2 separate regions of the Homo sapiens genome follow, and region 2 is linked to region 1. The links are chromatin contacts, found by Hi-C or POLR2A ChIA-PET in ENCODE. All regions are on one chromosome and are shown on one strand. Each heading gives the region's core, a stretch centred on a gene start or an enhancer-like site at or near the end of the contact. The rest is flanking DNA. Distances are from core to core; before and after follow the strand shown.

The links. Hi-C counts contacts between places; a loop is a spot of excess contacts on that map. ChIA-PET counts read pairs that join two places held with the same protein, here RNA polymerase II (POLR2A). Pooled maps may share reads with other maps.
Region 2: a loop to region 1 is called in a map of OCI-LY7, with 5 times the contacts of the local background. The contact joins two enhancer-like sites. A Hi-C loop is called at or near these places in 2 of 168 maps with a recorded cell type or tissue (GM12878 and OCI-LY7), 28 of 37 single-sample maps with no recorded cell type and 6 of 50 pooled maps. POLR2A ChIA-PET finds 5 or more read pairs at or near these places in 3 of 52 experiments (GM12878, OCI-LY7 and activated CD4-positive, alpha-beta T cell).

Annotation. Positions count from the first base shown.
Region 1 is chr3:23,760,140-23,765,941 of GRCh38, reverse strand. No RefSeq gene overlaps it. Among named protein-coding and RNA genes, the nearest start is that of UBE2E1, 43 kb to the left of the region's middle. RefSeq lists a silencer at 2,627-2,676 and enhancers at 4,422-4,541, 4,642-4,691, 4,276-4,912, 4,913-5,549. Within about 2 kb of position 2,806, at least 11 of the 41 ENCODE cell types and tissues checked have a DNase peak (open chromatin) inside an H3K27ac peak, as active enhancers do; they include OCI-LY7, where a contact is called at or near this core.
Region 2 is chr3:23,588,204-23,594,005 of GRCh38, reverse strand. UBE2E2 (ubiquitin conjugating enzyme E2 E2) reads right to left here. Exons shown (of 6, transcript NM_152653.4): 6 at 2,212-4,272. The coding sequence ends at 4,175. Among named protein-coding and RNA genes, the nearest start is that of UBE2E1, 210 kb to the left of the region's middle. RefSeq lists enhancers at 1-84, 105-154, 3,721-4,220. Within about 2 kb of position 2,890, at least 2 of the 41 ENCODE cell types and tissues checked have a DNase peak (open chromatin) inside an H3K27ac peak, as active enhancers do; they include OCI-LY7, where a contact is called at or near this core.

The DNA.
Region 1 (5,802 bases), core at 1,557-4,056:
TCATTTCAAGAGCCTTAACTTAATTACATTTGTAAAAATGCTTTTTCCAAATAAGGTCACATTGACAGGTTTCAGGGGTTAAGATGTGGACATGTCTTTTTGGGGCCATAATTCAGCTCACTCCATGAGGCATGGAGCGCTCCTTATTTCCTCTGCCCCGGGAGAAAGGCGATTTGTGCTAAAAAGATAGGTAGACAGAAGGGAGAACTGGAGAACAGGCCTGCTCTATCATTCTTCCTCTAGCTGTTCTTGCTTCCCAGGATTTCTCTTTACTCCCAACTTCATGACCCTCAGCTTTGGACCCCACTGTTATGGGGACGTCTTTCCAGGTTTCACAATTCAAATTCCCAAGTATTCAAAGGTTGCTGGCCTGCCTGAGAAAGTGCTGGTATTAGGTTAGGCGTCTCTCCCTGATCTGATATGTTGGTGTCTTGGAAAGGTGGGAAGGGTGGGTAGCGCCACAAGATTCAAAACCTGTCCTCCAAGCCCTGTTCGTTCAGTGTCTCTAGCGAGCTGGTGGAGCAACAGCCTCCCTTAGAAGGAGCATATTTGAGCAGACCTCTCTTGCACAGGCCCTTGGAGGAGAATGCAATGGAATCCTGGGTTTCACATTGTACCCGAGCCTGTGTTCCATTTATCAAAGTGCCAAACTCCCTGTAAGGTAGTCACACTTTTAAGGGGACATACAGCATGAATCCTGGGGTCATGTTCTAAGGAGGCTCTGGCAATGATTTAATCATAGTAGCAGTCCTATTCGTTGAGCACCACTTTCATTTTCTCGTTTAATTTTTTTTTTTCTAGATGGAGTCTTGCTCTTTCGCCTAGGCTGGAGTGCGGTGGGATGATCTCAGCTCACTGCAACCTCTACCTCCTGAGTTCAAATGTTTCTCCTGCCTCGGCCTCCCGAGTAGCTGGGATTACAGGCTGGCACCACCATGCCTGGCTAATTGTCTTGCTTTTTTTTTTTTTAAGTAGAGATGGGGTTTTGCCACGTTGGTTAGGCTGGTCTGGAACTCCTGACCTCAGGTGATCGCCCGCCTTGGCCTCCCGAAGTGCTGGGATTACTGGCGTAAGCCACTGCGCCTGGCCTTCTCCTTTAATCCTTATAACAATGCTGCAAAGGAGTCCATTCCATGGAGGAGGAAGTCGGGGCTAATAGAGGCTAAATTACTTGCCCAAGGTCACCTGGCTCCTAAGTACAGCACCAATGAGCCCAGTCTTCTCCACTGCAATTGCTCTGTAATGGCTGTTCCCATTCATGCTACACATTAATCACTCCCTATGGAAATCATGTCAGAATTAATTGAAAGCCAAGGGCACTGGGAGAAAAGGGAGGCCTGGATTTTGTGGAGCCCTGATTTGGAATGATAATACACATAAGTACAGGGAAATGGATGTGTGGAGTAAGTGCTGGGGAAACTTACCCATTCCAGCAGAAGCATTTAGCATCTTACATTCTTTTGCACAATCTTTTCTTCTCTATGGTATCACTGAGGATTTGTTGCCTATAAAAATGTGAGGGAAATTAATTAAAAGTATTTATTTTGCCCCAATTAGAGATGAACTATGGGGGGCTCTAGCAGAGAATAGCAAAGACCCCTGTGGAACTATGAGATCCCTGTAAATATTCTGAGATGCAACTACATAGCTTCAGACCCTGGAATGGGAGGGAAACCCCTGCATAGGGAGCAGTAAATTACCAACTTCTCCAGTAAATGAGAAAGTGACTCTGCTGGCCACTGGGAGCGGGGCTGCAGAAGCCCTATGAGGTTTTCTGGAGGAATCCTGCTTCCGTTCCTTCCCATTTCCCAGGTTTGGCTCAACACCGTGATCCATGGTTACTGCGACCCTCAGGAAATTGCTGCTGTGGGAGCCTCCTCTTTTCCCAATCTACCATGCATACTCTTATTAGTCTTCAGACAATAATAATAATAATAATAATAATAATTATTATTATTATTATTATTATTTTGATGGAGTCTCGCTCTGTCGCCCAGGCTGGAGTGCAGTGCGCGATCTCGGCTCACTGCAAGCTCCGCCTCCCGGGTTCATGCCAATCTCCTGCCTCAGCCTCCCCAGTAGCTGGGACTACAGGCGCCTGCCACCATGCCCGGCTAATTTTTGTGTTTTTAGTAGAGACGGGGTTTCACCGTGTTAGCCAGGATGGTCTCCATCTCCTGACCTCGTGATCCGCCCGCCTCGGTCCCCCAAAGTGCTGGGATTACAGGCGTGAGCCACCGCGCCCGGCCTCAAAAATTAATTTTGAAAATAATGATATAATCTTTAAAAGAATTGTATTTCCAGTGGGCAGCACTCGCTTGATACAGAGCAGCAGGGCCATGTAACCTGGCTTCTAAATCATCACCTCTTTGGGTCCGCACGTATTTTTTATTTTTTATTTTTCATGCTTCAAATGCACCTTTGCAGAAGGAGATGAACTGGGGGACATGTTAGCGCCTCCACGGGCCTGCTGAGCTCTGTTGGCTGCGTGTGCTAAAAATAACTGGAGAGGTTAAAAAAATGTTGAAGCAGATTTAGGGGCTCTTCTGGAAAATGAAACACAGAAGCTGGGCCCTGGGTGGTTCTATTTAAAGCCGATCATCATCTCATCCATTCCTGTGGATTTACATGCGAAGACTCTACTCCCCAGCGGCTGGCTGAGGGAAGGAGGGTCTGATCTGCGTTAGGACTCACCTCCTCCCACGACCCTCTGCAAAGCAGCAGCTGTCCAGAGAAAAAGGAGTGCGCTGGGTCTGGCAAGCAGCTCAGTTCTTTCCTTCCACAATTGTCCCTTTGAATTGAGGAAAGCGAAAATAAAGTTTTCAAGGCCAATTTCACAATTTCATCTTCTGTGAAAAGCAAAATCAACGAGGCTATGAAAAATTACAAGCAGTTAAAACACTTTCATGTCGTCTTTCCCAGAGAGAGAGAGAGAGAGAAAGAGAGGAAATCAGACTGCTTTGTTCAAAGCAACGGCCAACTCAAGCCCTTTTTTTTCTTTCTTTCTTTTCCTTTTTTTTTTTTTAAACACATCTGGTCTCAATCTTTATACACCAGTGGACAAAAGCAATTAGACAGCTCTGTTTTCCACGTCATAATAATGGAAGTCATATATTTTCCATGGCTGTCTCATTTGGTTACCCAGCTCTGCAGAAATGGACTAAATGGAATTTAAAATGTGGGTCTTTTCTTGACAGTGTTGTTAGTGACCTGAGGGATAAGTGCTCCAGCATCTTCTAGAACCACCAGAAGTGAAAGAATAGATATTGCAAGTGTAGGCAAATAAACCTCAACGTAATTTACATGCCTGTGGGACAGGCCCTTCACAATCCTGTCTTTCCAACAAGCCCGGGGGGACAGGGATGCCTTTTTAGGATGGGTTCAGATTTGGAACGATCTCTTGACAAATCTGCTAGAGGATGCTAGAGGAGCTTTCATTTAAGGTGAAACTTCCGCTTTCTCATTGTATTGGTGAGAATTCTCTTGGTTGCCAGGGAGAGTCAACCTAACCCAGCCTGAGTAAAACAGAGAATTGGTTCGTATAACTAACCATAAGAAGACGAATCTGGTCAGACTCAACTGATTCCGAGGCTTCTTGCAATGCTATCTTCTTTTCTGCTCCCTCCACCTCTCCCGAGATTAGCAACTCCAAGAAAAGGATTGGCTTGGTATCAACAGTTCCAGCAATAATTCTGTAGTTATTCTCACTAAGTCAGGTGCCCATCCTTAAAATGGCTACAGGCTTGGGTCAGTGGTCCATTCCTGAAGATGAGAGTGGGGTCTGCTCCATCAAACCACAGGACTGAGATTGGGTAGGGCCTGACTCCACGAAAGAAAATTGTGTTTCAGCTTCAAAAGAAGAAGGGATGGATGCAAGATGCCATAGCTAGCCTATGTGGGACCCTTGTGAGTTGGAAACAGGCACCCCCTCCAGGCTGATGCAGACCTATGCCCCCACTTCTTGGGGAGCAGATGGCACCTTTGACCTGCCTTCCTCTGGGCAGAAGAAAACCCACACCTAGGACAGATAGTTGAGTGAGCAGAACTAAAGGTGGATATTGACTCAATTGACTCCTTGGCAGGACAACATTGTGCTGTGTGACAGACACCTGAACACTGTAAGTGGTGGCACTGGTGGGCAGGAAAACCAACATATGTCCTCCACATCCACCCCCAACCATTCTAAAATAGATGCCTTACCCCAAGTTTTCTTGCCTGACGTGCTTAAACTGTGGCTTATTCATTAGAACGTGCACATCAGCCATTTTACAACTAAATGTTTGCTCAAACTTGGGTGTGTGATGTTAACCCATAGAGGGAGCACTGGGATGGAAAAGTCCAGACCTGGGGCCCAGGAGGCCTGGGATTGATTGCAGCTCTGTGTTTACTATGAGGGCATACTTGCTGTAGTCCTGAGGCTTTTTTAGATATCAGCTTCCTCATTTGTAGGATAAGGGGACCCTTCCCAAAATCCTTCCTTCCTACTCAAGGTCCAGATTAGAAGGAGGCCTGTGGTTTGGGGGTCTTTCTTTTCTCCCAGTTTCCCACTGTTTGTGCCAACAAGTATAATTCTACCTCCAGCCCCCTTCCCCCAGCTGGTCTCCTCAGAAGAAGTTGGTGAAGTTGGTGGTTTTACCGCATTTAGTCGGTTTTACCGCATTTAGTTGGTGGTTTTACCGCATTCACAACAAGAAGTTGTGAAGTTGCTGGTTTTACCGCATTTAGTCACATTTGATCACCTCCAGCTCCCCCTTCAGCAGGTTGTAATTTCCCTCCCAAAAGACATTGGTGATACACAAACCCCCTTTTGCCTGTTAGGCAAATTAGCACCCACTCACCAACCTGGGCCCCTGCAGAAGCTGGCTGGGGACAAACACAATGCATTTGAAAGACCTGAAAATGCAAAGCTCAGCAGTGGCTGACTTCTGTCCCGTGAGGGTCAGGCCCTCTCAGCCTGAGCAGAGGGAGGGCCATTAAACAGGGGCATCTGCAGCAGAGGAAGGGACCCTGCCCTGTAAACCCAACGTTTCCTGCTGCAGGGGGCCCCTGCCAGTGCTGAGAATAGACTTACAGGGAAGAAGTATTCTTCATCATCTTATATGCGGGCACTTAACAGCCTCTTTGCATTTGCCAACCACAAATTCTAGCGCCAAGCACAGAACCCCACACATATCCTATCTCCTCTGTTAGTCTATCAGAACCAAATTTCCTTTTAGGTCATTGTGCCTGGCCCCCGCCACTTTGGCCTGCAATAGTGAGGGCAGAGTGACTAGGTTCATCTCTGCCAGAGCTGCTGGGGGAGGGCTTGGGGACCATGTAAAATGTTCTTTGGGGTGAGTTAGTCTGCTTCTATCTTACCACTCACAGTCAAATTGGTCTTCCAAGGCCTAGAGACTCTGAGTGGGGTTAATCAATGCCTATGGGTGCCACTGGGTGCCACTAGTGGAATATTTTGGGGTCCAAACAACCAGTCATACACATAAAAAAGACCTGTTAATAATTTCTGCTTTATCATTCAGTGTCTTTGGGAGTTCAGAGCATACACAGGGAAATATAATAATGCTGATGCCTATATTTATAGAATACCATTCTGTCCTCATAGCGCTTTTATAGCGTGGATAGTTTAGTAGTTAAATGCTTGAAGTAAATCTTGACTCCTCCAAAGACTAAGAAAACTTCAGTACATTACTTAACATCCTGGAGCCTCTGTTTGCTTCTCTGTAAAATGCAAGATAATAACAGCCTTTACCTTTACAAGTCTGGGGAGAGTTAATTGCAGTGGTCTATGTTAAGCTCTCAACA
Region 2 (5,802 bases), core at 1,641-4,140, 170 kb after region 1:
GAGGACAATTCTAGGACTAGCTGAGGTATAGGGTGTGCTCATTCGGCTCGCAGTCCTGGTCCACATATGAAAGTGTTCTGTACAGTAAGGACATTTTGACAGTTACAAAGCTACCTTGAAATAAAATGCAGGTGGTCAGGATATCTGGTAGGGCTTTTTGGGTGCAATTTCAACTGTTTTCAGTATTAAGTATGAAGACCTCTCTTTTTAAAGATACAGACATCAAAAAGTTGCCATGCCTGACAATAATTAACACCCCTCTTATTGCAGTACTGAGATGCAGAGAAGTTCAGGGGTTTTCCAACTGACCTGTTTCCCCATGGCTGATCAAATCTGCATGCAGTACCTCTAAGATCAGAATGCTGGTCCCTCCTGTTTGGTCTCCCATCTAATATCAAGTCCACATTTTCTTCAACATTTTTTTTTCCCATTTTTTGAAGATGGCAAAACCCCACCACCTAGGAATTGTGCTCCTCCTTGACTCTAAGACTGAATTATGCCAATTCATTTTTATGGTATGCCCTCATAGTCAAAGGAAAGGTTTATGTGGTTTTGTCGTTGACAGTAAGGGCTCTGGTGTCACATGCTTGAATGGGAATCTCGCTTTGGCACCTGGTTAGCTTTTTGCGACTGAGGGCCACCTACACCCTTAAAAGGTAGGCTGAGCTTTTATTAGATGACTTATTATAGCCTGGTATAGTACATCCTGAATACATATTATTTCCTTTCTTTTTAATTCCTAAATAAGTTTACGTGATGAACTTCTATGTTTACTTCCTAATCTTGGAATAAGAAGAAAAGACTGACTACTTCTGCAGTTGCTATCATCAGTGGATTCCTGTAGAACAGATAAAAATCTTCCCCTTGTTTGCAGCTTGATGACAAATTAAGGACACAACGTTTTGAATGATTTAAGATCAACAAATATAATCTCAAACCATTTCCTCAATAACCAATGGTCTTGCCTCAGTCAAGGATCTGCCAACATTTTATCTAACATAGCTACAAATACTATATCTAGCAGTAACTAGTGTGAAAAATTCAGCATTATTATGGTACAAAATAATTCCTAAATTTTAGAAATGTTATCCCTGTATTTTTAAGCTAAACAATTTTGTTTACTGAGTGTCAAATTACTCTTAAATCTTATTTTACATGCATTTTAAAAAATTTATTGGAATTGTATTGCCTGCTGCAATTACAGATTTCAAGTAAAATGACCATGTTATTTGAAATCTAGACTTCAGCTCTACTAAGTTTGTTGGTTTCTCTGGAGTTTCTCTAGCTTTTACATTTTGAGGGCTGTGTACATTTGTCATGAAGTATGAATAAATCATAAAGTTGGGGAGAGAAGTTTTACAGCCTCTTCATATCACAGATGGGCATTAAACCTAAAAATGGGTCACAGGAAAACAAACAGGTCAGTGACTAGAATTCCTACTAGAGTTGTTGTAATCTTTGGTTCCTAAATATCACAAATTTTGTTTTGTTTTTGAGACAGCGTCTTGCTCTGTTGCCCAGGCTGGGGTGCACTGGCGCAATTATGGCTCACTGCAGCCTCGACTTCCTGGGTTCAGGTGATCCTCTGACCTAAGCCTCCCGAGTGGCGGGGACTACAGGCGTGCACCACCATGCCCAGCTCATTTTTGTATTTTTTTGTAGAGCCTGGGTTTTGTCATGTTGCTTAGGCTGGTCTCGAAATCCTGGGCTCAAGCAATCTCTACCTCGGCGTCCCAAGCTAGGATTACAGGTGTGAGCCACCAAGCCTGGCCTAATAACACATTTTTAAATGGTCTGATGTACAAGTAGATGTGAAATGTGCAATGTAATATATTTATCACTTAAAATGTGTGTTGGCTGGCTACAGTGGCTCAAGCCTATATAATCCTAGCAGTTTTGGAGGCTGTGGTGAGAGGATCACTTGAGGCCAGGAGTTTGAGACCAGCCTGGGCAACACAGTGAGACCTTGTTGCTACAGACCAAAAAAAAAAAAATTTAATTTAAAAACTGCCTATAAAGATTGTCTTTAAAGTATTAGTATTATGGGTCTGGTTTAATCAGCCAAAAGTAGGGGAAAAAAGCAGTTTAATAAAATTTTATTTTCAATGGTTCAATGCCTTTAGTGCTGAATTTTAAAATCTGAAGTAAAAATAAAAAACTTTGTGGTGAGAAACTGTAGGCAATTAAACATTCTGAGCAACTTTCCAAAAATCAGTGTTGTACCATATTGAATTTATTTTATGTTAAAGAAAGAAATGACACATCGTTATTTGTTTTTCATCCAGCCCCCAGTCTATGTTGGTCTGTGTCAGGGATTGGCAAACTACAACCCATGGGCCAAATCCCATGCCTATGGTGGTAAATAAAGTTTCACTGGAATATAGCTCTGCCCAATGCATTTATGTACTGTCTGTGGCTCCCTCTACTACAACTAGAGGGTTGAGTAGTGCATCAGAGACCATACAGTGCCCTGCTATGCTGAGAAATGTTTTTAAATAAAATGAATGGTAAAATCGTTATTAAAAAGACAAAAAATATTCTCAGGTATTTTGGTTTAGAAGTGGCATTTGCAATATTTAAATATATTTTCTTAGGATTTATTTTTAACTAGTTAAAAACAACAAAAACTGTATCTTTTGAATCAGGCATTTTAAATGTTAAAATATTTAGAGGTGGATGACTTATGCTTATAAATCCTGCTTTTCAGCAGTGAAGGTGTTAATGGTTCCTTAAATGAGACCAAGAGTATGGTAGGGTCTGTAACTGTATGGTGCAGCAGGAGTAGGAGTTTCCACTACGCTTTGTTACACTAATAACCCTGAATTATCAATCAGCAAGTCAGCGTGTTTTAGAAACTACACCACCCACGTTTCCTCTGCCTCCTATAGCTGCACACTAAAATAGCCTGAAGGTGAAGCCAGACAGACACCCTTGTCATTGAATGGGCTGACCGTGACCAATACAGTTGAGTTTACTTCTTTTGCTAAAATCATGGAGAAAAAAGAGCAGCAACAACAACAACAACAACAACAAAAATGAACAATACAAAGCTTGAGGGCAATCACTGTAACAATTTTGAGAGAAATAAAGTTGAAAGTGGCTGAACACAATGATTAGCTCAGACTTCACTTTCACAAGAAGGCTATTTTTGGAGTTACATATTTTAATTGTTGATAAAGAAGGCTGTAACAGAAAGAATGCCCAGTCAATATGTAAAATGATAGCAATTTACTATAACAACCATAAAATCATCAGGCTACTGACAGCTGGAGAAATTCCACATGCTAAGCAACTCAACTCCAAAGAAATATTAGAGGTTTGAGATGAAAAATACACTTGAACCTGTAATTGAATTAGACAAGCCTCACTGCACGTAGGGCTACAGCGGTCACCAGGACACAAAGCAAATGTCGGGTTACCAGAAGTGCAGTTATCAGCCACAGTGATTTATTGAGTGCTTTAATAATACAAGTGTACATCAACTGATCCACAGTCAAAAGTGGCAGGTCCCTAAGAAATTTACAAGCACTTTAAGTAAATCAAAATACATATTATTTTGTTCAATCCAACAGTCTTCTGCGGGAGGGACAGAAGGCTAGTGATAAACAGAGTCTCAGTAATGCACAGTGATTCTGATTGAAGCTTTTGTACAAAAACTTGTTCCCAGTAGCATGCACCCACCAATAAAGACTTCAGTACAAAAAATTAACCCTAAGCACTACATTTAAGTAGAAACGAGATATAATTCTGAATGTGTTTTCCCAAAGATCACATAAAAGAAAAAAAAATCAAAATCAAATAAACAACAACAAAAAAAACAAAACCACACAGTAATACAAAGCTTTGTAAGAAAGCTCTTACTATTACAGCTCCAACATTGTTTGCACTGAAAACAAAAGTTCCCATCTATGATGAGGTGGGAAAAAATCCCAAATCTTTCAAGTTAACAGAAATCAACAAGGGAATAAAATGAGAGATAAAAGAGAGCGTGGGAGAGAGGAAGGGGGGCAGGAAGAACTGGGATGGGAAGATGGACAACATACCATCACAAAATGGTTCCAAATTTAATAAAAATAGGAAAATAAGAACCGAGGTCTGGAGGGGTGGGCAGGGCTACCGATGCACTTGGTGAATGTGCTTGCACAGGTCCCGCGGGGCGGCAGGCAGCAGGCCCCTATGTGGCGTACCGCTTGGTCCACTGTCTGGCCATCCGGTCATGCTCTGCTCTGTTGGTCATGTACTGTGTGGCGATGCTGCCCACCAGAGGGTCAGCTGCAAGGAAAGCAGAGTTGGGAGTCAGTAAATACCAGCACTGTGGGGGAAGAAGTGTTCAGAAAGCTGGCAAGGAGTGGGAGGGTAGGAGATGAGAAGCTGCTGTTCTAACCTGGACCACCATTGCTGCGGCTGAGCCAGTCACCTGCTGCTGACAGACTACATTTCACACCAGCTGCCCCAAGAGTCACCTATCTGTATTTTACTGATAGCTCTTGTCATATTTCTTGACAAGTCTTATTCTCTTTCCCTGTACCCACCACATACTTCTCACCTTGCTCCCCTCGTATTGGTTTTTTTTTTTTTCTTTTGAGACAGGGTGTTGCTCTGTCACTCAGGCTAGAGTGCAGTGGCATGATCACAGCTCAGTGTAGCCTTGACCTCCTGGGATCAAGCAATCCTCCTCCTGCCTCAGCCTCCTGAGTAGCTGGGACCACAGGTGTGTGCAACAACACCTGGCTAATTTTCAAATTTTTTTTTGTAATTTTGGGGGTCTCACTATGTTGTCCAGGATAGTCTCAAACTCCTGGGCTCAAGTTATCCTCCTGCCTCAGCCTCCCAAAGTGCTGGGATTACAGGTGTGAGATGCCTGTCTTCAAGTAGATATTTCACGGAGAAAATGCAGGTGGGCTGTGGGCAGGGGACTCATGGGCTCTTGATGAGCTCTCCTGGGAAGACGTTTGGCGGTCTGGACAACTCCTTACCCTAGGCTAGCACCACAGGCAGGTGGCATTCTCCTGCCAGATTACCTTATCTGAGGAGACGCCAGAGTCTGAGCTGGACAGTCAAAAGAGGGGAGAGATGGTCCACTTCTTCCTCAAAATTTGGTAACATCCAACCTACATAGCTCATTATTACAAAAATACTAATAGATGTTAATAATAGCTAACACTCACCATGACTAACCATGTCCTAAAACTCTAATATGTTAATGACATGGATTTCTAAGGAGCTGACACAGGAGGAAATTGGAGCATAAGGAGGCTGAGTCTCTTGCCCAACGTGGAGAAAGGGGTGGAGCAGGGCTTGGAGCCAGAGTTCACCCTCTTAACTAACAGGGTGCTGTTAGTTAACAGGGTGCTTAACTTAACAGGGTGCTGGGAGATAGCTCTCTATCCAGAATATTGATTGGGTCAACGTTTAATTAAAAAAATTGGGGCACGGTGGCTCATGCTTGTAATATTAGCACTTTAAGAGGCTGAGGCAGCAGGATCGCTTGAGTCCAGGAGTTTGAGTCTGTAGTGAGCTATGATCGTGCCACCACATACCAGCCTGGGTGACAGAGTGAGACCCTCTTTAAAAAAAAAGACAAAAAAAAAAAAACAAAAAAACAAAAAAACAAAAAGCAAAGCAATTAAAAAAAAAGTAACTTAGGTTCCTAAAGATCCCAGATTCTACTCTTTTCCCTCCAATTCTCTAATTTCACTCTTTCCCCGATTTATATTTCCCCTATTTTTGGTATTGGGAATTTGGGTATATTAGAGCAGTCAGGTAAGGAGGATCCACTAGGGAAAATGAGAAAAATCATCA